Regions from separate parts of the Homo sapiens genome. Here all the other regions are linked to region 3. Evidence: chromatin loops called from intact Hi-C (ENCODE). Cell type or tissue: chondrocyte. All regions are shown on one strand. Links, peaks and the distances in the headings refer to the core of each region. The heading gives the core; the rest is flanking DNA. Region 1 has its middle 51 kb from the start of SNORD137. Region 2 has its middle 16 kb from the start of SNORD137. Region 3 holds the start of LURAP1L (leucine rich adaptor protein 1 like). Region 4 has its middle 120 kb from the start of SNORD137.

Region 1 (6,413 bases), core at 444-5,443, 150 kb after region 3:
ATCACCACTAGAGATGAGACGTAGTATCAATGACTTTGCAAAATGAAGCAGAAGACAAGGAGCTTGTAACAGGTCTGAGAGTCTGAGAACTATCAAAATGTCATCAGCTAGAGCAGTAGCAGGTAGGAGAGGACACTGAGGCTCCAATGGGCAGGCTAGAGCAAGGAGGCCTTGAGAAGTTCTGACGGATAGTCTGAGTCTGGACCCAATAACTTCCTAACACTAATAAACTGATATATCTGCCCAAGATAACACCCCTTCCGGTGAGAAACTACGAAGAATAAAGTTCAAACTAAGCATTATTGGAATTACCATGGCAAAAAATTAAAAGTAAAATCCAAATGAAAGGGGCAAAGTAGTAGAGAAGGAAGATTTCAGAAAATACAAGGCCATGTATGAATTTATCACAGTGGATAGGAATCCTAGAACTGTTCTGTTGATTATGTAATTTGAACTGTAGCTAGTCCAAATGGCGATGTGCTGTACTTATATATGTTTTTGAAAACTTAGTATGAAAAAAATATATATTGAATTAATCATTTCATATTGATTCATATAGAATATTATATTGTTTTTATACTGATAATATATATATATTCCCTTTAATAATTTATATGGACTTTATATTAGATAATCAATAATTCTAATAATTCATCATATACAGTTTTCTATGATGTTAAAATGATAATATTATAGATATATTAGGTTAAAACATTTTAAAATTAATTTTACCTATTTATTTTTCCTTTTTTCAATGTAGACACTCAAAAATTTTGTTATATACATATTTTATTCTAAAGCAATGCCCCATCAGGGACTTATTTTACTAAAAAGTGAGCAGCAGGAAAGGATGATAATTGAATCCAATATAATATTGTGAGAGAGAGACAGAGAGAGAATGAGGAGTACATAACTCCTCTACAGACAATAAATGTGCGCCCGTAAAACACAAATGCTCACAAATTAGTTTAGAGCTGCTAAGATGCTTTTTCAAAACTAGTTGGAAAAAAGCTAATTTAAAAAATCTATGAAAGAACATAAATCACAATATAAAATTCTTAGAAATGAAGTAATTTGAGAACAGAATTTGAAAAGAAGTGAAAAGAACAAAGGAAAGGCTTAGAAATATAAGAAATCAAATCATTATGGAAAAGAAGACTAAATTAGCAGTAAGAGAAATATAAGCAAACAAAGAAAAAAATGAGAGATGGGATGACAGCCCATAGAATACAAACAATATAAGAGATATCAATCAACGCAATGTATGGACAGCATTTGGGTAACAATACAAACATCACTTAAAAAACCATGTGGAATGTAAACACTGACAAAATATTTAACATTAAGGGGGGCTGATCACTATTGGGGTGATGATTAAAAGGAGAGTTCTTGTCATTTAGAGATACATATGGAAATATTCATAGGTGAAATGGCATGATATCAAAAAATTGCTTGGGAGAGTGAGTGGGAGTTTAGAGGAAACCAGTCTGGCCATGAGCTGATCATTGTAGAAGTGAGTGATGGGTGTATGGGTGTTTACTATACTCTTCTTATTCAAACGATGTCTGAAATTTTCCATAATAAAAGGTTAAAAAAATCTACTTCCATTATGGATTTTAAAACACTAAAAGAAAATAAAGGTGGCTCTATACGTTGCAAAACAAAGTCAAAATAAGGGCTCCTTTTCTGTAACATTAGGTACTAAAATGAGAATTGCAGGAGGCTTCACCATAGTTGGTCAGTTTTTCCATTGATGGAACATTCCAAATCTTTATAAACCATCTGCAGAGGAAGGATTTGGATAGATTTTCATTCCACTGTAATAACAAGACTTTTTTTGAGAAAGAATTTCAAAAAGAACAGCTTTTATTTTGATTCTATGCATACACTGGAAACTAATTAATAAAACACTTAAAGCAATTCTCATCCCAATTACAAAATGTAGACACATGAAATAATGTAAACAATGTCCAATTATTCTGATCATATATTACATATATATAACACAACCAAAATTATTACTTTGACAGCATCTTGGTTATATGGTTATGACATAATTTTTCCAACTACTTACTTTTTAGTAACCAGATAACCAAAGAAGAAATATTAGTAATGAAAAATTATCTTTTAATATTCAGCAATAAATATAGGAGGAAAGAGAGATGAATTAATCCAGAAAACAGTATTTTAAAAGGGAGTATTTTATTAGAGACACAAATAGTGAATTTCAAAGTTCTTGCTTTTTCTAGTTTGCTCCCATTCTTTCTAAATTTTCTTCTTTTCTACAAGTCTATTTTATATAATTATTTTATATAATTCCTAACATTGATGTTCTTGGTGTTATAAACTTTGGGTCAAATAGCATAGGTTGCTCCAATCTCTCTTTTCATTGCATCCCACCTCTATCCTAAAGACAGACTTCTGGCCACCAAATAATTCAAACTAGAAAAACAAGATTGGTAGAGGAAAGAAAGTAATATTTCAGAGTACACTTGGTCAGATCATATGCCTTGTCCACCCCTCATGGATGTTATAATGTTATGTATAGTTAGTCTTATTTGAGCAATCCTGTGGGGTATGTAAATATGTATCTAAATTTTACTGGCAAGGAGATTATAGAATAATGTTCTCTTGGTACTTCAGTTTAACTGAACAGACCTTTATCAAGCATTTACTATTTGTGAGGCAAAGCAGATGGTGCTGAGGATTCAGAGAACAGAATATTGTACCTGCCCTCAATTTGCTCACCATTTGCTGGAAAAGACAAACCAAAGAGGAACTGATAAAATATTAAATGATAAAATATTGATGATAAAATATTACATGAGAAGTCTTGAATGAACAAAGTGCTATGGAGAAGCAGAGCTGATTGCTGGTTTTGCAAGGATCAGGAAGACTCCTGCGGTGAGGTGAGACATCCATGTGGGCTAAGGAGAATGGTCATGGGGTCTCACAGCGGAAGGGGGAAATAACAGATCTAAGCAAAAAGAACACAATACTCCTCCCCAGTAAGGAAAATAATGAGTGAAAATAAACTACAACAGTCAAGGGCAAAAGTCCAAGAAGAAAAGTAGAAAGGAGTGACGGGATACAGAACACAAGAATACAGCTGAGGGGAAATAAAGATAAAAAAGATGGAGTCTCTTATGCTCATCTTACATGCATTTTGCACGGTCTGAGTTTTTAATCGAAGGTAAAATAAAAAACTCATTTGCACCGGTCCCTGGCTTCCTTAAGTGTGTTTAATCACCAAGTAATAAGCTTTTTTCATAACAAGTAATATCTCTCCATTCTTCCAAACATTATGGGAATTGTTAGAGTGTTACATGCTTAGGGACAAGACCAAAGTGCTCCTTCTTTAGTGCTTCTGCCACAGTGAACAATGCTTTCCTATGTGAAGCTTTGTACCTGCAATCCAGATGCCTTTCCTGTTACTACTGTGAGGTTTAACGGCATCTATATGCATTTTTATATTACAGGCTCTGAATAAGTTGAATGAGACAGACTGTGCCTCCTATCGGCTGACAGTTGTTTTTACCAACCTCTTAGACTTCAGGGCATTCTATAAAATGTTGGAGGAATGATGCAGTAGTGGAAAGAATTATTTCAATATTAGAACAAGTGCAGTTTTTGCTGCCAACTCAACTCCCTTAATTAAAATGGAAAGCAACAACAGTTGGCTGAGAAGCCAGGTGAGAACACTTTAGAGAAGACTGAGCCCCATTCGAGCCTCATGTGGATCTGGCAAAGAGAACAGTTCTGCTAGGATCCACATGTGCAGCTCTGGCTCTCAGAAAGCCACATATGCTCTCTAGAAGAGTCAATGGAAAAAGAGCAGAGTGACTGACAGCATTTGCATTCCTATTCTCTCTTGAAAACACACTGGGTTTCACAGGCCTGCTTCTATAGTTTGGCGTTTGGAGTCTTGGATGTTGTAATTTTTAAGCACTGTCACTGAGGACCAATCACAGAACTCATCAAGTGAAATATGCATTTCTGCATAATGAGATAGTAATGAAATAGAATCTGCATGTTTAATATTCTGGAGCTTTAAGGTACAATGATGTTGTCAGCTTGTTTTCAACTTGGTTATCAAATATTAATCAACAATATAGGCTGGGTACAGTAGCTCATGCCTATAATCCCAGTACTTTGGGAAGCTGAGGCAGATAGATCACCTGAGGTCGGAAGTTCGAGACCAGCCTGGGAAACATGGTGAAACCCTGTCTATACTAAAAATACAAAAATTGGCTGGGCTTGGTGGCACATGTCTGTAATGCCAGCTACTCGGGAGGCTGAGGCAGGAGAATCGCTTGAACCCAGGAGGCAGAGGTTGCAGTGAGCTGAGATCGCACCACTGCACTCCAGCCTGGGCGACAGAGTGAGACTCCATCTCAAAAAAGCAAAAACAATATGTTGATATTAGTTTGATTTCCCTTCTCTTCTCAGACAAGAAGGTAGTGGTCAAAACTGCAGCCCCTGACCAAGCACAGTGTCCCCAAGGCCTGGTCCAGGCAATGGAGATGGCACTACCGTCCACAAGTGTCAGCATATAGTGCCAAGGTGTGTGTTCTCAGACTTGTCACTCTCCCAAGTGTGTGCTGATCAGAGTCAGGAAGACAACCTGCATTCCAGTTAAGGGTGGGTGGTGGTAGTGGTTAGTGGGTGTGGGGATAGCAAGCCAAACAAAACAGAAAGTCAAGACAGCTAAGGAACATTTGAAGCTGACAGTGGTGAGCAGAATCTGGAGACAATTTGGGGATGAAGAACAAATGTCTGAGTGTATGCAGTTTCTATGGTTATGCTCTGGATGCACTGAGAGATTATGCCTCCAAACAGTAAAAAATTTAGCTAACCATAATTTAAGCAAACATTCTCACATGACAAGAATTCTGGAAGTAGGCAGAATTCTGGCTTTGGTTTAGCTGCTCAGACATGGCAGAGCTCCAGGTCAATGTCTCTCATGGCCCTCTTGACATTCTTCTCATGGTTGCAGATTATTGCAGAAGCAAGTCACGTCATCACATAGCCATGTTCAAAGCCAAAGAACAAGATGATCCAGGGCAAAAAACTTATTATCAAGACAATCCCTCTAAAATCAGGAAGGGATAGAAAGCTTCCCAGAAAAGTACAACTCATCTACCAGATCAGGATGTAGGGTGGCCAACTTGACCTTATTTGCCTGGAACTTTACCAGTTTTAGCATTGGAAGTCCAAGGTGTGGTCAAAACAGATCGTTGGTCACTGTATTAGGGTCACATGGCTATCTTTGGTCCAGAGGCTTAGATCCCTTTTCCTGAAATTAAGGGCTTTCTACTCACTATCTTAATTGGTTTATCTTAACCACAGAGGAAAACATGTTTCTTTGATAGCCTAGGTTCTTTCAACCTTGACTGCGCTTTCGAATAATCTGGGGGAGCTTTTGTAAAAATGCTAAGGCATGGGCCCCAATCACCATGATTTTACCTTAATTAATATGAAATATTTCTTGAGTATCAGTACTTTTTAAAAGATACTCAAGTGATTCTAATGTATATCCAGGGATGAGAAACTACTAGAAAAGTCAAACAATAAGACCAACCATTGAACCAATGATTGAACCACTTGATAAAACATTCCTGGAGCAGACAATATAATTTGACATGATTGGCAAGATAATAAATCCTTAAATGAATGTAGTACTTCATTTTTGAGCATTTTTTCATATGCATTATCTTTATTGACATTCAAGGTTGGTGTTATTTCCATCTATAAATTAGAAAACGAAGCTTACTTTGTTTTTCCCTCCTTACCCACCCCACTCCTCCATTTGCTCATTGGGTTTCTCTATCATCATCACTACTTCTCCTGGCTGAGGGTGAATGAAAAGTTGCCCATGAACATGAGAATATAGGGTGTTAGAGATGAAGATGTAAGTTATAATGATATTAACAAAGCCACAGATGACTCTCCTTTTCCTAATCTTCTGGGCAGTAGAAATATGCCAATGCTTATAAATGGAGATAAAGGAAATTACATGAGTCTGGATCTCACATAGAGAGCTCGATTATATGTGGCAAAAGTGTGCCCACGGGGTCTTTAAAGTAAGAGTAATTGACAGTGATTTATCCAGAAATCCAGAAGACGATGAAGCCAGAGAGATAATCCATATAGTAGTTTACCAAAAGGCTATAGCTGGAAAGGTTCCAAGGATCAGATCTGAGAAATATGACTAGACTACAAATGGGATATCAACTACAATTTGGGATATAAAATGTGTGGTGGATCAGGGCAAGTGGTTAACATGTGCCAGTCACTATGCTAAACACCTTAAATACATTATTTCACTTAATTCTGAAAATGGTAGTAGAAATGTCACACGTAACTAGGAAAATAGAGGTTTAGAGAAGTAGAGAGAGCTAGTCAATGTCACA
Region 2 (6,413 bases), core at 577-5,576, 210 kb after region 3:
ATAAAAGTAATTTATTTAAAAATAATTTTCACTGAAACAAGAAAAATACCAGAAGAAAAAATATATATAATTGAACGTGGCTCATGGACTCCTAATTAGGAACCTCTGGTCTAGGCCGGGCCATTCTTCCATTATGTGATATTTTCAAATATTTTGAAGCAAAGAGGGTTGAAATTCTCATTTTAACCAATTTTCCCCTCTGTATTCAGGGGCATGGAACACATCTCAATAAACTATGGGGAAAACAATAACTCTTTTATTTCAACCTGGCTTACATTCATATATAGGAAAGTCTTCTGTGCTTTTAACTAAAGCACACTTTAACTAGATCTTTCCAGAACACTTCTGTATACTAATAATTAATAATCATGATAAAGACTATGTGGTTTAGAAAATTTATAAAAGGTTAATGAATTATCCAAAAAAAGCTGAATTATGCATAAGGTATTTTTAGCTTTGAAACCCTTGTGATTTCAAATACTTCTGGTGCTCTGTATCAGCTAATGTCTTACCCAGCCAGTACAGCTTAACCCTTTATCCTCTAATGATTACTTTTGTGAGAAAGTAGCTGGTAAGTACTAAGTACTAACTTATTATTTGATATCCTGTAGCTGAGTGCTCTGCAAAAATGTTGACCATGACAACCAATAAGACATACCTTTTATATGTCTATCTAAAACACACATGTGCATAAGTATTGAATTTAACTATGCTTGCCATAAATCATTCTCATCATTATTAAGTTAAATGCACTGTAATTTTTTTTATCAAATGTTAATCTATTACATATGGTAATGCTGGTCTTGACCTACTAAATTTATTTCATCAACCTACAATACACTACAACTTACAGTTTGGATCACACCAGCCTAATCCCCCCCAAAATGGCTTTTTTTTCTCTGAAAAATTAATGAATTTACTTAGTCAAATGTGTTTCTAGAGTTTATCTTTTGAAAATGAGGACTACCTATTCTATTTTCTTGAAAATTTATAATTCTCAATTTACAGGAACATTCTACTATCCAGAGCACATTATTCTTTAGATAATCAACCATTATATAATAATAATTATTATTGCTATGTGATTTGTAGATTTATTTCTAATCTTCACTATAAGCCTGAAATGTATATGTTGTATGATTCCCATTTTGTATTTGAGAAAACTGAGGCTCAAAAAGTTGAAGTATCTTATATGATCCCATTGACAGGGTGTGACTTCAGGTTCCTGGACTCCAATGCCTCCTATGTTCATTGTCCTCATTGCCCCATGGCTAACATTTTCCAGCATAAACAAGGCAGCCACCATTTTCATGGGTACTCACAAAATAGATCTGCAGACCACAGGTTAAAAAATTAAGATGACTTCTTGTGTATTTCTCTTCATTTGTTTGAGAGAATTTTATTGAAAATTGTTAGGTACATTGATGATAATACATAGATGAAGAACATAAGAATCCTCTCACCAAGAATCTTAAAATCTGCTAAGTAATTTCCATGAAGAAAGGACCAGAAAATTGACCGGGGAACACAGAGAAGGACTGACGTGTGCATCAATTAGAATGTTGCAAAAACTTTTTTGACCATGACACATAGAGGGAGGAGTGATATTTGGTCTCAACCATAAAGGATTTCAAAGGATAAAAAAGAGAGGTATGGTTATTTCAGGCTTACCGAAGGAGCTTGATATAAAGTATGGGAAGCAAGAAGCACATTGGGTGTCTGGAGCCCTGAGCAGGCCGCCCAGTGTAGCAAGCAAACAAGATAGAGGGAGGATTCAGGAACCAACCACATTCTTGAAGGGACAAAATACCCTACCATTAAAAACTCAGACTGTATTCTCTGTTCTTGGTTTTTATTTTTTTTAAATGTTTTTCCTTACTTTAAAAATTTCACTTGAAAAAGTAGGTTTGACTCAACTTCTATCAGTCTTCAGTTAGTCAGAAAAAAAAATCAAATACAGCTGAATTCAAATGTTAAATTTTAAATCGTTTGACCAAATGGTCATAAAGTCTGGAAACAAAGGTGAATACATATAATGGTATACACACTCACACATAGGTTATTGATATTACATTACAGCACATAATGTGTTGAATGATATTGTATTAAAATGTTTTCCAGACTTTATGGCCATTCAGTATTTTACAGCTCTATTGCATAAATAGTTTCTATCACTTGATAGCAACATGTAGCAGCCTAAACAATACACTGTATTCACAGTGGGAAGAATACTGTAGCCTGAAAATTTAAGTAGCATCATCCAAATAGTCTTTTAATTTACTATATGCTGACAAAACTTAAGCCTCAAAAAAAAAAAAAGCTTGTCATACCTCAGAGTATCAAACTTGCTGATAAGAATTAGAAAAACAGGTAAAATGCAGCTGTTTTTATCAAAGTATTTTATTTAGTCTATTTTTTTTCACCAGAACCAGTCTATCATCTAGTGACACAGACACAAATTAGAACCAAAGGTAAATATTTTACAAAACCCCATTCTTAAGCTGTTTATGTTTTTGCTCTAAATATCATGCTTTCCTATAGGTATGTTCAGAGTTAAACACAAGTTCTGGTCTGCCAGCTGTAACTTCATTCCATTTTCATATCAGATTATAAGTGAATAGTGACAATGCTATCAATGGGTATAACTGCTAATGCACGTCAGTTTATGAATAATTCACTAACCCGGTAAAAGCTTTAAGAAATTAGGCATTATTTTTCCAATGAAATTAAACGTCATATCCCTACCACCTAACGCAATGCACATAGCAGACAGTCAATAAATATCTGTTGAATAAAAGACTAAATTAAGTCATATAAGCTCCAGCTGTGACAACTCTACCATAATATTCTTTAGAAGTGCAAACAACTATAGGCCTTTCAAATATACTTAAATGGATACAGAAATAGATTAAGATAAAGAGGTTAATTATGTGTGGTTTCATATTTCATTTTAGAAAACCAATGAATAACAGAATGGTAAGGGATGCTCCACCATAAGAACACTCACTATTGTGAAAATTTACAGGATTTGTAAAGTAAGATTCTCTGTTCTTTTCACCTGTGTTAATTCTACTGTCTATCTTTGCTGCCCTCCTCTGGAATTCTTATATCACCTGGTCCTCTTTTCCAAAGAATATGTACTTTATACTTCACTTTAGAATAGAACTATAAGAGATAATTCAAACTTTTTCATTTCTATTTTGCAGTGCTCTTTTTATCGAATTTTATAGCACAGGCTTGGAGGCAGAGAAGTGACAGTGTAATGACTGCAGGTTATTTCTAGGATTTATCCCAGGACACATTTGTTCTATTTTGTATAACATTTAATGACACTTTCTGAACAACCTATGAAACGGTTTGGTCTTTCAAAATATCTTCTGTAAGACTACTATTTGACTAAGACTGTGAGGCACGCTCATGATCAGAGGTATTACACTATTTTTTGTTCCAGAACTGACTTTGTCTAGTCTTGTGTACATACCATGAGTATATTTTACAATAGAAGACCTTTCTAATAAAAATAAGTCAGTGCTAATTTGTTAATTCACAAAATTTTTTTGAGACAGAATCTTGCTCTGCCACCCAGGTTGGAGTACAGTGACACAATCATAACTCACAGTAGCCTCAACTCCTGGGCTCCATGCCACCATAACAGGCTAATTATTATTTTTTTTATTTTTGATAAAGTAAGGGTCTCACTATGATGCCCATGCTGTAACTCATAATTTTTAAACATTCTTATGTACAAAGGCAATTTGTATCAGTGTACAATAAAAAGCACATATAAAATATAATATTTAAACATTAAAAGAAATGTAAAAAGAAATCATGTGAAAGGAAGAGAAATAGAGAGTGGTCTAGCACCAAAAGTATACCAGATATTGTGCCTGTTGGTATTTTCACTTTATCTCATTTGTTTTTCCCAGCAGGCCTGCTCAGTCAGCAGGAGTCACCATTGCATAGTGGCTAGAATTAAAACCAATAATAATAGTAATAGTAAAAGACAGAAGCAGTTGCATTTGAATAAACTCCAAAACTTACTTAGCTTTGCTGGGCCTTAATTTTTCACCTACAAGGTAGAGGGAGATAATGTTCAATATGTACCTCATTCAGTGGGTCTGAAGACTAAAATAAGTTTTTTTCTTTTTTAACAATACAATGATTCAACAAAATTTTACTGAGAGCTGTGTTTCAAGATGTTCCAAGCCTTGGGGATTCAGCAGTGACCAAAGTGATCAATGTCCCTACCCTCATGAAGCCAATATTCTAGTGAAGGAAAATAATAAAACAAAAAATCAGTAAATATTATGTCAGATGTGATAAGTGCTATGACAAAAATAAAGCAGAATAGGGACAATGAAGAATGACTGGCAGCTATTGTATATGGAGTGACCAAGGAAGGCATCTTAGGAGAGGTGATATCTGAGCAGAGCACTGAAGGAAGTCATGGAATGAGCCCCATGATTATACAAAGGAGCACTTCTCAGGCAAAGAGAACAAGTGCAAAGCCTTTGTAGTAGGAATGCACTCAGTAAGTACAAGGAATGGCAGATAAGCTAGTATGGTTAGAACAGAGTGAGTGAGGAGAAAAATGATAGGAAATGAGATCAGAGAGGCTGTGAGACATTCAAGCATGTGCAGCCTTGTGGGCTAGGTTAAGAACTTTGCATTCAACTCTCAGTGAAATGCATTGAGAAAAGGAGTAACATAATCTCATTTATGTTTTTATTCTGGATTACACAGCTGCTATACAGGCAATAGACAAAAGGGAAGAGAGCAAAAGCAGAAACTAAGACAAAGTTCCATGTGATGGCAGGGACCAGTGTAGCTGTTATAGAAATGATGAGAACTGGTTGTTGTATTAGTCAGGGTTCTCTAGAGAGACAGAACTAATAGGATATATATGTAAGTTAATAGTTTATCAAGTATTAACTTATATGATCACAAGCTCCCACAATAGGCTGTCTGCAAGCTGAGGATCAAGGAGAGCCAGTCTGGTCCCAAAACTGAAGAACTCAGAGTTTGATGTTTGAGGACAGGAAGCATCCAGCACAGGAGAAAGATGTAGTCTGGGAGGCTAGGCCAGTCTCACCTCTTCACATTTTCCTGCCTGCTTTATATTTGCTGGCAGCTGATTAGATTGTGGCCACCAGATTAAGGGTGGATCTGCTATCCCCAACCCACTGACTCAAATATTAATCTCTTTTGGCAACATCCTCACAGACACACTCAGGATCAATACTTTGTATCCTTCAATCCAATAAAGTTGTCACTCAGTATTAACCTTCATAAGTCCACCCTTTGTCAACTTGAACCCATACTCATCTCCTGAGATCATACTTAATCTTCAAATAAAGAAAATAATAAGGTCATAGTTATGCCTAACATAATACAACTATCCTTCGTACAGCCAGAAACGCACAAATCCCCAACCCAAATACTATACCATAAAGTTAACAATACTTAAATGCTGACATGAAGTCAGTAAATCTTCAGTCCAATCAAGTTGGCACTTGGTATTAACAATCACATTTGTATTTTGCATCTCTTTGAGTGGTAGTGCCATCAGATTTGCTGATCTACTGGAAGTGAAGATGAAAGAAAATTAAGTTTTATATATCAATTTTTGGTCTAAGTAACCAGAGAATAAAGACGGCATTTACCAATGTGAGAAACAATATATGAGTAGGAAGTTTGGAGTGGGAAAAAAAAATAAGAGTTTGTTTTGGACATATTAAGTTTGATACTATAGTAGAAAGCCTAGTAAGCAGTTGTATGTCCAAGTGTGGATGTTGAGTGAACAATCTTGGCTGCAGATATAAATTTGGTAAAAATATGATATTTAAAGCTATGAGACTGGATAAGATTGTTTAGGGCTCAGTGAAAACCCAAGACCATTCCATGAACTAAGCCCCGGAGTATTTCAATATTTAAAAGTTAAGGAAAAGAAGAGGAACCAGAAAAGAAAACTGAGAAAGAATGGTGAATGAAAATCAAGAGAGGTGCAACTCGGGTGACAAATGAACAATTTTTTTCAAAAAGGATGGGGGCTAGCAATTCAAACCAAATGGTTGTAACAGGTTGATTACATGAGAATTAAAACTGACCTTTGAATTTGACAATGTAGAGATCATGGCCATGTTTACAAGAATAGGTTTTCATTCTTCCTTTTAAAGGATGGAAGGAGAGGAATAGAGGGAGTGAGTATGGAAACTTTTTCATTAAGATTTTCTCTGAAAGGAAGCAGAAAAAGGGGATAGTAGGTGGAAGAGCAATAGGATGAAAAGTACAAAAAAAAATTTGCAAAAATGACCATAATTATTCTCTTCCCTGTATTCATTTCCCCTTTGCATTGTGACTTTGCAGATCTTCTCATCAACAGATGGAATCTGAAATGACCGTGCAGCTTGTTT
Region 3 (6,413 bases), core at 650-5,649:
CTATGTTCCCTCTCCCAGTTGTTGCTGAATTCACTGCTACCCCCAACCCCCATCCTGGACTCATTACTGCAAAGTCTTCTCAACTGATTCCCCAACTCAAGATGTAATTAGCTTCTCAGGCTAAGAGCAATTGGTAAAACATCTCACACATTTTTGTCCTTGTTGTTTGTGGGCATTTTTGTATGTTTATTGTTTTTATTTTTGTTTTTGTTTTTTGAGGCAGTTTCTCACTCTGTCTCAAAGACTAAAGGGCAGTGGCTTGATAATAGCTTACTGCAACCCCGAACCCCTGGACTCAAGCAATCTTCTGGCCTCACTCCCTCACCCCTAACCCCTTAGCTAAGACTACAAGTGCATGCCACCATGCTTGGCTAATTTTTAAATTTTTTGAAGAGGTGGGGTCTCGCTATATTGCCCAGGCTGACTCAGTTTCTTGAGAATCTTGAAAACAAACAAACAAAACACATGCTCAAGAACCAAAGTAAAAAAAAAAAGTTTTCAAATAGTTTGAGTAAGAAATGTCCTCAGATTAAACCACATAAAGCAGTTATGGTAGCATTAACAACAATCTATTATAGATCCATAAACATTCAATGATTTTAATATATTCTGAAAACTAGCTAAAGCATCATTCAAAATGTCTTCATTTTAAACTAAAATGTCAATAGGCATTTAACCGAAAAAAAATTTAAAGCTTGACATACTAAGCTTTCCTTCAAAAGTTTACATTTTTTTATATTTCACTGGAACAAAGTTACTTTGCATATACATCACACTTTTACTCTCAGAGGAGTTTCTCCTGCAGACTTCTTTAAAAAACTATATACATATATACATACATATACGTATATATTAAATTATCCTCAGCCTCAAATACTGATTTTGCAGTCTGTGATTCATAGCAGAAGAGGTGTCCCATTTTTCTATATTGACACACGATAATTTGACATTTGTTTTTTACTGACCAATTTCTAGCTAGATATTTCATCTATAAACTGCACTTAGCCAGCCTTATGCTGAACTTTGTAAGGGTTTTGTAATAATAAACTGTTCTTGACTGAAACACAAGCCTTTCATAATTACATGCCACAGTGCAATTCTTATGCAACGAGCTTGTGTTTTTCCAAATTTAGGACCAAGCATGTAGTTTTATCAGTTAGCTGGGATTTGGTCTTGTTTTCCCTTGATTCTGTAAGTGGTAGTTCTAACTTTGAAATGGGTCATCTAACTTATAACTATTTTCTTCATTTCTTTTTAAAAGGGAGAAATAGCATGCAAATTTCTGGCATGTTGATAGAAAGTTCAGCATTTTTTCCCTGACATGAAATATTTCATTTAGAATGCGTATGTTTCCTCTACGTATAAGGTTTCCTAGAGTCAGATATGATAAAAACAAACTCTGAGATGTATATACCTATGTTCCTACAAGTGTAAAACCTGAATGATGTCTCTGGAAATGGAGCCTCGGAGTGACCAGGAACACAAATACTTATATGTCACAGAAATAGAGGGGCACATACTTTGAAATATTTCAATGGAAATCAAAAATTGTAGTTTACTGGATTGAAATTAGTATCCTCTACTTAAACATTTTTGACACAAACTCAATGCTGATTCAGATCTGTAATCCATGTAGCTCATAATAACTTACTTGGTAGAAGTATTTCAGATTAATGAATTGTACAATTGTACAAATTAATAAATTGTACAATTGTTCAACTATACAATTAATTGTACAATTTGTATAGTTGAAAAAATCTATAAATTAATTTATAGATAAATTATCAAAGAAGACAACATTTTAAATAGTTATTCCCAATATTTTTTCTTCCATAATTAAAATAAAAGTAAGTATCTCAGCAATTGCTTGTTCTTAAAATTTCACTGCTATCTCAGCAGTCATGTAAGTTATTCTGGCTATTTAATTTTTCACTTTTGTTTGCATACTGTAACAGTTGGTAGGATAATTAATTTTGATTGTACATTTCCATTGAACTTTTGATGAAATTGTTTCACTCTTTTTATTAGAATAAAATTATTAGGAAAGTCTTCTAAAGAGAGGTTTTCTGTTTGTTTTTCCTTTGAGGAAGGTAGAGAGATGGGAAACGAAGACACCAAATATAAAGTCATTCCTCTATCTCTCATTTTAAAACCTGTTTTAAAGGTTGTAGCTAGTCAGGAAAACTGAAAAATCAACTGGTATTCCTAACTAAAGCAGGGCTTTGAAACTCTGCTACTAGCGACAGGGTTGGGAAAATTCCGGTTGCTCTTCTTGTCTGTGATATACGGTAGAAGGGTTGGTCCTGGTTTGGTCCACCTGCCAGCGGAGTTTAAAGTTTCCGAGGCTCAGAGGAACACAATGACTTGGATCAAACAGCCTAAATGGGAAGAAGGACATTTTTGCTGCATCAAGGAAGCCGTTAAACTCCTGCTAAGCTAACTAGCTCTTTTTTATGGGTCCATGCACACGACCGAACTCCTCTTTCACTGACCAGAGATTATTTCTGACAACCCAGGATATCCCGAAAGCTTGGAGGCATATGGCTGGAAAATGAAACGACCCAGGACATCGTTTCTGGCTGCATCATTATTTTGTGTCGCGTAGTACCAGATGGGCAGTCAGTGAGCGGCGCAGGGATGTGAACGGACGGTTTTATAATGTGAAAATTTTCCCTTGGTAAAGCTAAAACAGATTTAATTTCCCTCTCTTTTCTTTCACTACTTCCCCCTCTTTATTCCCCCTCTGTCTGCAATATCAGTGAACTCAACTTTGCAGTGAGGTGGCCAAAAAGAGAGAGAATGAGGAGATCTTGATCATCTTAGTGTCGGAGGAGTCGCAGCGGACTGGGAACTGCAGCTGCGACCCCCCGCGTCCTGTGCGGATTTCAGGGCTGATACCGCATAGGCGGTTATGGAAAGGACGGTACACCGGAGCGGCGGAGGATAGAGACCCTGGCCCCCGGAGAGGTCTGCTGATTTCGCAGCAGCCTTCGAAGCCGTGGCTGCCTTTCATCTGCTGCGTTTTATTACTATTATCGCCGTTCCGGAAAAGTCATGGAAGACAGCCCGCTGCCAGACCTCAGAGACATCGAGCTGAAGCTGGGGCGCAAAGTACCCGAGAGTCTAGTGCGCTCTCTCCGTGGGGAGGAGCCGGTTCCCAGGGAAAGGGACAGGGACCCCTGCGGGGGGAGCGGTGGTGGTGGCGGCGGCGGCGGCGGCTGCAGTAGCAGCAGCAGCTACTGCAGCTTCCCTCCCTCCTTGTCGTCCTCCTCTTCGTCCTCCCCAACCTCTGGCTCCCCACGAGGTAGCCACTCTAGCGCCCTGGAGAGGCTAGAAACCAAGCTTCACCTCCTCAGGCAAGAGATGGTGAGTGTGGTGCGCCAGCCGCGGGGGCTGGGACCTGGGCTGGGCCAAAAGATGGGGCGATCTGAGAATGGGGCTGGGAGAGAGGACGGCAGGGGCTGCAGAGCGGAGCGCTGGGCGCGTGGGAAATGCTGGGTGGAGGAATGAGCAGGGGGCGCTCATCCGGAGGCAGCTGCTGCGAGGCTTGTTTACCGCGGACTTTGCTCGGTCACGGTTTGCAAAGACAGCACAGTCGGCTGGCTCCACTCTGTGTACTTTCGGACAACGCGACTCACTGCGCCGGGCTCTATTTAGCTGCCAGCCCGTAGCCTCTTAGGCACCAGCCCGTTGAGAGTTTGCAGTTATTGCACCCATCTAAGGCCTGCTGTGCGCTGTTAACACTTCGGGTAGGTTCAAAAGGTGGCTCAGTCCAATGCACTTACTGCAAAAATACTTCCTGGTTTGCCGGGAGGTGGCGTGGCAGGGTCCTTGCAGCCTTTCCTCCTAGCTCACCCTTCCACCAGTACCGCTCCGCCCTCCTGCCCTCCCTTCTTGGTGCAGCAGCCGCAGCTGTTCCAAGGCCACTGTCGAGCAGATTCTCCACAGCTGGTTCTGAAAACAATGGCCTACTCGTCCTTGATGTACTTATGAATAGCTTGTTTCACTATTTTGATCCCAGGGAGCAGGTGATCCCCAGGCCCAGGGATCTGCTAAGGACCATCTCCCACCCTTCTCCCTCAAGTCTCAATCTGCAGTTGTTTTCCCTGCTGTTTGCAAACGTTTGCCTGAGCATAGGACAATGAGATAAGTACAAGGTCTAGGAATACTCATTCTGGAAGTATTTAGACTAAGACACTATTTACTTGCCATGAGCTCTTGGGCACGTCACTTCACTTCTGTAGACCTCTGTGAATTTGATGAGCTGGTTAGAGAAAATGATCCCTCCCTAAGTCCTTTGAAAAAAACGACCACAAAGCAACAGCATTTTCTACTAGCTTGGAGATAAGGAAAGTTGCAACAGTGGGCCTCAAAAAGAGAAAATAATTTCATTAAATTAACTTCACAGTTGCTTTTGATTTGCTTCAAAGTAGGCTAGGAGATTTCTATCACTCCGACAGGAATGCTGGAAATTATTTCTATCATTCTATCGTTTAGTTATTATAGAGTTCTATCATTTAGTGATTGTTATTTTTTAGGTTGGACAAAAATTTAAGGACAACCCTTAGGTACATAATGGAGAAGCTGGAAAGTGGAAGTCATCTTGATGAGTTTGCAAAATAGATGAAAAGATAAAATGGAAAAGATGACAAACCAACAGGTCAGGGGATGCCTGATACCGTATCACAAAGATCAGACATACGTGTGGAGACTAACAGGTAAAACTATTTTCCACAAGAAAATTTCTTGTACAAGGAATTAAGAATGTTGCTAACTCTGCAAATTAAGGACTTAATATGAGGGACGAAGACATCAAGGAGATGAGGAAATTTTATTCCTAACCATGTCTTCTGTAATTTTACCCATGGAATGTTAATATATTCACTTAATCTAATAAATAAATCTTGTTGAAACATATTTTCTTTCTCAGTAGCTCACTGATAGCACATCAAAGATAATACTGTCATTTTGCTGGACACTCAGACACAATTTAGAGTATTTATATATAACTTGAAAACAGTAACATTTCCAAAAACCGATGAACCCCACCCTGTCCCAAGGAATGATTGGTATGTATGTGAAGATCATTTTCTGACAAAAATAATTACGTTCCACTTAGGATGCACAACCATGTTGTCCTGTAGAGAAGTCACAAGTTTTGTGAGAATTTTTAAACTGATGATGTTTATTTCCATGGTAACGTGAGTATACATTTTACCTTCTATTGTAGTGATGAATCACAATTAGTTTTTTTTTATAGGTTGGTGGAAAAGTAATTGCTGTTTTGCCATTGCTTTTAATGGCAACCACAACTACTTTTGCACCAACCTAATATTTATTAAGACTTTACTTTTTTGAGACACAATTTCTGAAACTGGGATTTATGTTGAGAGTCTCTAAGGTCCCTGATAATTTGTCGCATTTGTTGTTGTTTTTTGGAGAATATTTCATCACTACTCAAATGATGGTCCTCTGGTCTGGTGGAAGCTTCGTAAGCTTTGAAGCCAGATAAACCAGGGTTTCAGACAAGTCTAGAGCAAGTCAGGATATCAATAAGACCCAATAGGATGTAGGGCTGCCTGTCTAGGGAGACATTTAGCTTATCTTCCCCGGCAAAAAGGCTTGTCCCGCTCTCTGTGGCCCTCATTCTAGTCATGGCTTTTTCACTCACTAGTGTGTGGCACTGAACAAGTTATAGAACCACTTTGAGACTCAGCTTTCTTGTTAACATAGGAATAAGAGCATCTCCATTAAGGCATTTTAAGAATTCAGTGAAATAATATAAGAAAAACAACTATTACATAGATATTCAAAAACAGTAAGGATGCTGGCAGTAATGAGCATTACATCAATGACATGGGTTCCGTTGATCTTACAAAAGCAGCCCTACATGGATAATGTGGATTTGGGACTGATGAAGGCCTAGATATCTTCTCCACCAGACTGACTCTATCATGTCATCTCCCATGTCATCAGATACTCTCTGTAGAGACGATGTTTCCAAACAAACTAACGCACAAAATATGTGTAGGTTTCCCTAGCTTCAGTTCAACTGGAAATCTTGATTTTTATTTTAAATTTAACTTTTATTAAACACATGCTATGTGCTAAGCATGCTGCTGATTGAAGTAGCATGTATGAAAGAATTGTAGAGCCTAATGTCAGGTAGTCCAGGAAATCTGAGGAACTTAAACCAATACAGTAGCCCACCTTATCCATGGGAGATATGTTCCAAGACCTCCAATGGATGCTTGAAACTGTGGATAGTACCAAAGCCTATATAGACTGTTTAGTCCTATGCGTACGTACCTATTGTAAAGTTTAATTTATAAATCAGTCACAGTAAGAGATTAACAATAATAACTAACAATAAAATAAAACAGTGTATTGCTATGTGAATGTCTCTCTCTCTC
Region 4 (6,413 bases), core at 998-5,997, 310 kb after region 3:
GACCATGAGTCCAAGGCTGCAGTGTGCTATGATTGCGCCCGTGAACAGCCACTGCATGCCAGCTTGGGAAACATAGTGAGACCTTGTCTTTAAAAAGAAATTAAAATAAAAACAAATATAAATTAAAAAATCAAAAGCTAGAAATGATTAGGCTGAGTGAGGAAGGCATGTTGATAACTAAGACAGGCCAAAAGCTTAGTCTCTTGCACCAGTTAGCCAAGTTGTGAATGCAAAGAAAAAGTTCTTGAAGGAAATTAAAATTGTTACTCCAGTGAACATGAATGGTAAGAGAGCTAACCAGCTTTATTGCTGATATGGAGAAAGTTGTAGTGTTTTGGATAGAAGATCAAACCATTCCATTAAGCCAAAGCCTAATCCGGAGCAAGACCCTAACTCTTCAATTCTGTGAAGGCTGAGACAGATGAGGAAGCGTAAGAAGAAAAATTAGAAGCTAGCAGAAGTTAGTTCGTGAGGTTTAAGGAAAGAATCCATCTCCATAACATAAAAGGGCAAGGTGAAGCAGGAAGTGCTGATGTAGAAGCTGCAGCAAATTATCCAGAAGCTCTGAGATCATTGATGAAAGTGACTACACTAAACCACAGATTTTTAATGTAGATGGAACAGCTTTATCTTAGAAGAAGAGGCCTTCAAGGACTTTCACTAGAGAAAAGTCAATGCCTGGCTTCAAAGCTTCAAAGGACAGGCTGATTTTGTTCATAGGGGCTAATGCAGCCAGTGACTTTTAAGTTGAACTCAATGCTCATTTACCATTCCAAGAATCCTACGGCTCTTATGAATTATACTAAATCTATTCTGCCTGTGCTCCATCAATGAAACAACAAAGTCTGAATGACAGCACATCTGTTTATAGCATGGTTTACTGAATATTTTAGGCCCACTGTTGAGACCTGCTCCAAAAAAAAGTTTCTTTTCAAAATATTATTGCTCAGTGACAAGGCACTTGGTCACCCAAGAGCTCTGATGGAGATGTACAAGGAGATGTTGTTTGTTTTCATGCCTGCTGACACAATAATCATTCTGTAGCCCATGGATCAAAGGGTGATTTTGACTTTCAAGTCTTATTGAAAAAAAAAAATACATTTGTAAGGCTATAGTTGCCATAGATAGTGATTTCTTTCTTCTTCTTCTTCCTTTTATTTTTTTTTGAGATGGAGTCTCGCACTGTCACCAGGGCTGGAGTGCAGTGGTGCGATCTCGGCTCACTGCAACCTCTGCCTCCCAGGTTCAAGCGAGTCTCCTGCCTCAGCCTCCCAAGAAGCTGGGATTACAGGCACACACAGATGGTGATTTCCCTAATGGATCTGGGAAAAGTAAATAGAAAACCTTCTGGAAAGGATTCACCATTCTTGATGCCCTTAAGAACATCTGTGCTTCATGGAAGAAAGTCAAAATATGACCATTTGGAGTTTCTTCCAAACTCCAATTTCTTTTGGAAGATGTTGATTTCAAAAGTTCAAGACTTCAGTGGAGGAAGTCACTGCAGATGTGGTGGGAATAGTGAGAAAACTAGAATTAGAAGTGAAGCCTGAAGATGGGACTGAATTGTTGCAATCTCATGATAAAGCTTGAATGGATGAGGATTGCTTCTTATGGATGAGCAAAGAAAGCAGTTTCTTGAGATGGAATCCACTCCTGGTGAAGATACTGTGAACATTGTTAAAATGACAACAAGTTATTTAGAACATTATGTACACTTAGTTGATAAAGCAGTGGCAGAGTTAGAGAAGATTGACTCCAATCCTGAAAGAAGTTCTACTGTGGCTAAAATGCTATCCAACAGTATCACATGCTACAGAGAAGTCTTTCATGAAAGGAATAGTCAAATTAACAAGGCAAACTTCATTGTTGTCTTAAGAAATTGACACAGCCATCCCAGGCTTCAGAAACCACCACCCTGATCAGTCAGCAGCCATCAGTATTGAAGCAAGACCTTCCACCAGAAAAAGATTAGAACTCACTCAATGCTCAAATGATTGTTAGCATTTTTTAGCAATTGCATATTTTAAAATTAAGGTATATACATGTTTTAGACACAATGCTCTTGCACACTCAGTAGACTACAGCATAATGTAAAGGTAACTTATATGTACTGGGAAACCAAAAACATTCACGTGATTCACTTTATTGCAATATTCCCTTTATTGTTGTTGTCCAGAACCAAACCTGCAACATCTCTGAGGTATGCCTGTCATTGAAAAAAAAATAAGTATGTGTCAGGCAGGACTTTTGTCAGGACAGTGGAGATCTTACAAAAAAATAGCCAAATACCATAAGAGTGTTAAACTTAATTTATCTTAGACTTAGCAACACTATTTATTAATTTAGAGATTTTTAGCCCCTATCAGGCAGGGATAAGTGTACCTAGCATAGTTTTTGGAATTTGGATATGCTCAATGGATGTTCATGTTGTTCAAAAATTGAGAATCTACTCTATGCACAGCACTGTTATTGCGAATAGATAGTCTTTCAAAAATATAGGTTAAGGCCTAACAATGTCTAATTGAGTTTTCTAAGGAAATCTCATTATGAGGCCTCATAGTTCTTCAAGATGTCTCCAGAGCATTCCATTCTTCAGTAAGTAAAAGTAGCATTTCTATATTTATAGAAAAAATTAATTCTGAGTGTTTCAAGGCCAAAGATACCAGCTAAGGTTACTTTTTATTCTTCAGGGGAAAATTTATGCACAAAATGCTGAAGGCTGCAGTGACAGTCACTGAGTTGGAAACGGAAACTTGAAAACTGATTTTACTTTCTTTCTTTCTTTCTTTTTTTTCTTTGAGACAGAGTCTCGCTCAGTCGCCCAGCCTGGAGTGCAGTGGCTCGATCTCCGCTCACTGCAAGATCCGCTTCCTGGGTTCACGCCATTCTCCTGCCTCAGCCTCCCGAGTAGCTGGGACTACAGGGGCCCGCCACCATGCCCAGCTAATTTTTTTTTGTATTTTTTTAGTAGAGACGGGGTTTCACCGTGTTAGCCAGGATGGTCGCGATCTCCTGACCTCGTGATCCGCCTGCCTCGGCCTCCCAAAGTGCTGGCGTGAGCCACCGCGCCCGGCCTGATTTTACTTTTATCAGTGAAGTATTACAACATAACTTTATTGAATAAAACACAAAATAAGCACTCTCAAAATCCATTTAAACTTACATCAAAAAAAAAATTCAACCAAATATTTCATTTACCCAGAAATAAAAACTTTATGTTAGAGGACAGAAAGAAAAAGAAAATCGGGGGAAAAATGTATTTAAAAAGGTCATTATTCTCTTCGAAATTCCAGCAATGATACTAAATAGTAATATCAATGAAAAGCCAGGCTTCTAAGAAGTGTTGAGTACTTCCTGTAGCTATTATTTTACGTTCTTCATATAGAATTCTTTTTTTTGTTGTTTTGTTCTGAATACAAAGAGCCTGGCTTTTTCACTTTTATATTTTCCCACCTTAAGTTGGATTTTTACAAATGGAGGCATTCCTTAAGAGTTGACTTAAGAATTCATTGATTTAGTGCTTGATGTTAATTTTTTCAATAACCACTAAAGCCTGTGCGATACCCTTCTTTTTGCCCAAAACATGTACTTTAAAAAACAGCTAATTTTCATGGAAGCAAAAAGAATATAACCACATCCTCAAATCTGGAAAAAGTTGTATCTTACTTTCTACTTTTGTACAAGTTTCTGAGAAAATGTAATGCTCCAGTACTTTGGAAGTAAAAGTACTGGAACTTTTACTTTTTCTGAAAAGTTCTTAGAGCTACTCAGAAGAAATGAGAAAGATGCGGTATCAGGGGGAGGACAGGGTGGGAGCTGGAGGGGCGGGTTGAGCGCGGGGAGGGTAACGGATAAAGGAGAACAAAGCAGAAGTAGCATGGACTCTACTGCCCTCTAGTGTTTGGATTCCAGAAGAAGATTAAGGTGTTTCCTGGCTTTCATGTGTTCTCTTGTGGGTTTATTTTTCCCTGGAGAATTTTAACCAAATGGGAAGGTGTTCAACCAAGTGACAACATTGCCTGAAGTATCAGGAACAGCCACGTTTACTTCATCAGTCATAATGATCATCGGATTTTTTCTCTGTTTACTCAGGTCAATGAGGAAAACACATCAAACACAGAACCAGCACTTTAAAAGTATTGCTGGAAAGATTCTTTTCCCCCCCAATAATTTAAAAGCAGAGTTTTTAATCGTCTGCACATTTCCCCCAATCTCTTGCATTTCTTGTGAGCATCTAGTTCCCTTTTAACACCTTGAAAAGCCCCAGAAGTCTGAGAAAGCTGGCCCGGTGGTGTCACTGTTGCACTGTGCGTGCACAGATGAGCACTGGTTGTTGAAATCTAAATGGCTGATGCTCCTGGGGTGTTCCACATGTTTTAATGTGGGTGTAAGCTATTTCATCTGCTACACTTACTTCTCTAAAACGTGTAGGGTAATCCTTACTTTTTTATTACTAAAATTTCCTTATAAATGGAACTTGCATCTTCTTATAAAAACATTTTAATGATGTTCATCACTAATCTAAATTTATCCATTTGCAATGCACTTCCATTTACTGAATGTGCTTTATAACCATATATATGCCAATTGACTATACAATGTACACATGCTTTTCTAAGTGCACAAAATATTAAATTATCCACAAAATGGCTCTGCCTGGTAACTTGATATTACAATCACTATTATACAAACATAAACATTTAATCAAGCTTGTATAGAGAATTGTATCAACAGTAAACACAATTGTAATCAAAATATCTTTTATGTTTAGTCTTGTTTCTATGTAGTTGTCACAAGATTTAGTAGCTGGCACAATAATAAACTGATATGGTAATTTGCCTGATATTGCTATGGGGAGAACAGATAAAACTTAACTGAGCTCCAAATCACAGATATGATGTAATAATCAGTGAACTTTAATACTTGCTAAGCAAATTGTTCATCCACACTTTCCTACTCTGTTAAGGAAAGAGTTGAAGCTGAAAAATATTTCAGGTAGCTTCTTGCTAGAAATTTGTATACATTAGAATATATATATATTCTAATGGTTTAATGTCTGAACTATATATGTATTCTAATATATATTCTCTCTATATATATTCTAATGGTTTAATGTCGGAACTTTCAGAGTACAGCTCAATAAATTAATGGTAATAATTTGCTACTATTCATTCATCTCCTTTCACCAACTTCAAATGTACAAGATTAATGCTTGTTTAATTTCCTTCAATTAAGCTAACATGATAAGCTACTTTTATAAATTATTTAAGTATTGGATTCTTGAAAAAAACCAACATTTTCAAATACTTGTCTTAAATTAAAAGTCACTTATTATCAGAAAACCTGAGTTTTAGTCCCAGTTTCACCATAGATTATTGGTAACATTAAAGATGGCTCATCTATAAAATTAGGGGGTTGTATTAAATTCTTCAGTAATATAAATTTTTAAATTGTATTGAAAATCAAAACTTCTTAAGCCTATTAAGGAGTTTGGAATGATAGCATTCTTGGCTCGAAGTATATATAATCAATGTTTTGGTCAAATTTAACAAGCTAGAAAGATAACAGGTAATTGGAATATAAAAATACACCCATGTACAAGAACTTAATGAGTAAGAACAGCCAACTTAGAAACATATTTGACCATGAGAGGACTGGCTTGTACTTTACACTCTAACCTTCCAATATCAACTAAATTATTTCGTTGTAACTTAGTGGATTTGCCAAAAGCTGACCCAATATTTCCCTCTCCAGCTCCATGCTTCCTGCATGTTGGACAATACACAGAGGTTTTTCTTTTCACCACTCGAAACTCAGTTAACTCCTCAAAAATAATAAACACATCCTCTTGACCCTTTCTTGCTTTCAACTCCTGTCCAGTTTCCGTAGGAAAAATATACTATACAACATGCTAACTTAAAAAGAAAAAAAAACTATTATAGCCTGCTCTGTGACACATCTGTTACACATTATGGAAGTAAAAAGCCGAAGGAGCCCCAGTCCTTCTGGGGCTAAATAATTCTATCAGTTCAGAGTTGGTGTGGTATAGCTGTGTTTCCCAAAAATGTATTCCTTGGAGCTTGAATCTCTCTCGATATTTTTGTTCCCCAGTGAAGATTTACGATATATTGCTATATTTGACATTCTGATAAGTCTGTCAAAACAAATTTCTTTAACTGTGTTTAAACCAGTGTTCCAACACTTTATTTTTGGAGCATAGATTTTTGTTTTTTAATAAGTAATATAAAACATTTGAAAAATACTGTTCCAGAGATAAAAATTTATGAGCGCAAAAAGAAAGATGAACTCTGATTAATAATAGCTACTATTTTTATATGTTCATTATATTCCAGGTACTTTCGACAAGATACACTTTAACACCTATTAGCTCATTTGACATAAAACTTTCTGAA

Evidence for each region. Peaks named below come from ENCODE experiments on the same cell type or tissue, not always from the same donor. Only the 100,000 strongest peaks of a DNase experiment are listed, where the experiment ranks them.
Region 1: a loop joins it to region 3, with 4 times the contacts of the local background. A loop is called at or near these places in 2 of 110 quality-filtered maps.
Region 2: it touches region 3 in a loop (5-fold over the local background); 5 of 110 quality-filtered maps call a loop at or near these places.
Region 4: it touches region 3 in a loop (5-fold over the local background); 5 of 110 quality-filtered maps call a loop at or near these places.

Annotation. Positions count from the first base shown.
Region 1 is chr9:12,918,890-12,925,302 of GRCh38, forward strand. No RefSeq gene overlaps it. Among named protein-coding and RNA genes, the nearest start is that of SNORD137, 51 kb to the right of the region's middle. In chondrocyte, for the core only: CTCF peaks have their summits at 3,508 and 3,708; no DNase peak of the experiment used is centred there.
Region 2 is chr9:12,985,372-12,991,784 of GRCh38, forward strand. No RefSeq gene overlaps it. Among named protein-coding and RNA genes, the nearest start is that of SNORD137, 16 kb to the left of the region's middle. In chondrocyte, for the core only: a CTCF peak has its summit at 3,092 (motif pointing left); no DNase peak of the experiment used is centred there.
Region 3 is chr9:12,772,662-12,779,074 of GRCh38, forward strand. LURAP1L (leucine rich adaptor protein 1 like) reads left to right here and starts at 2,359. Exons shown (of 2, transcript NM_203403.2): 1 at 2,359-3,366. The coding sequence starts at 3,055. The region is part of intron 2 of LURAP1L-AS1 (LURAP1L antisense RNA 1); the gene reads right to left. In chondrocyte, for the core only: a CTCF peak has its summit at 3,764; DNase peaks (open chromatin) are centred at 2,910, 3,390 and 3,840.
Region 4 is chr9:13,085,040-13,091,452 of GRCh38, forward strand. No RefSeq gene overlaps it. Among named protein-coding and RNA genes, the nearest start is that of SNORD137, 120 kb to the left of the region's middle. In chondrocyte, for the core only: CTCF peaks have their summits at 3,912 (motif pointing left), 4,114 and 4,316; no DNase peak of the experiment used is centred there.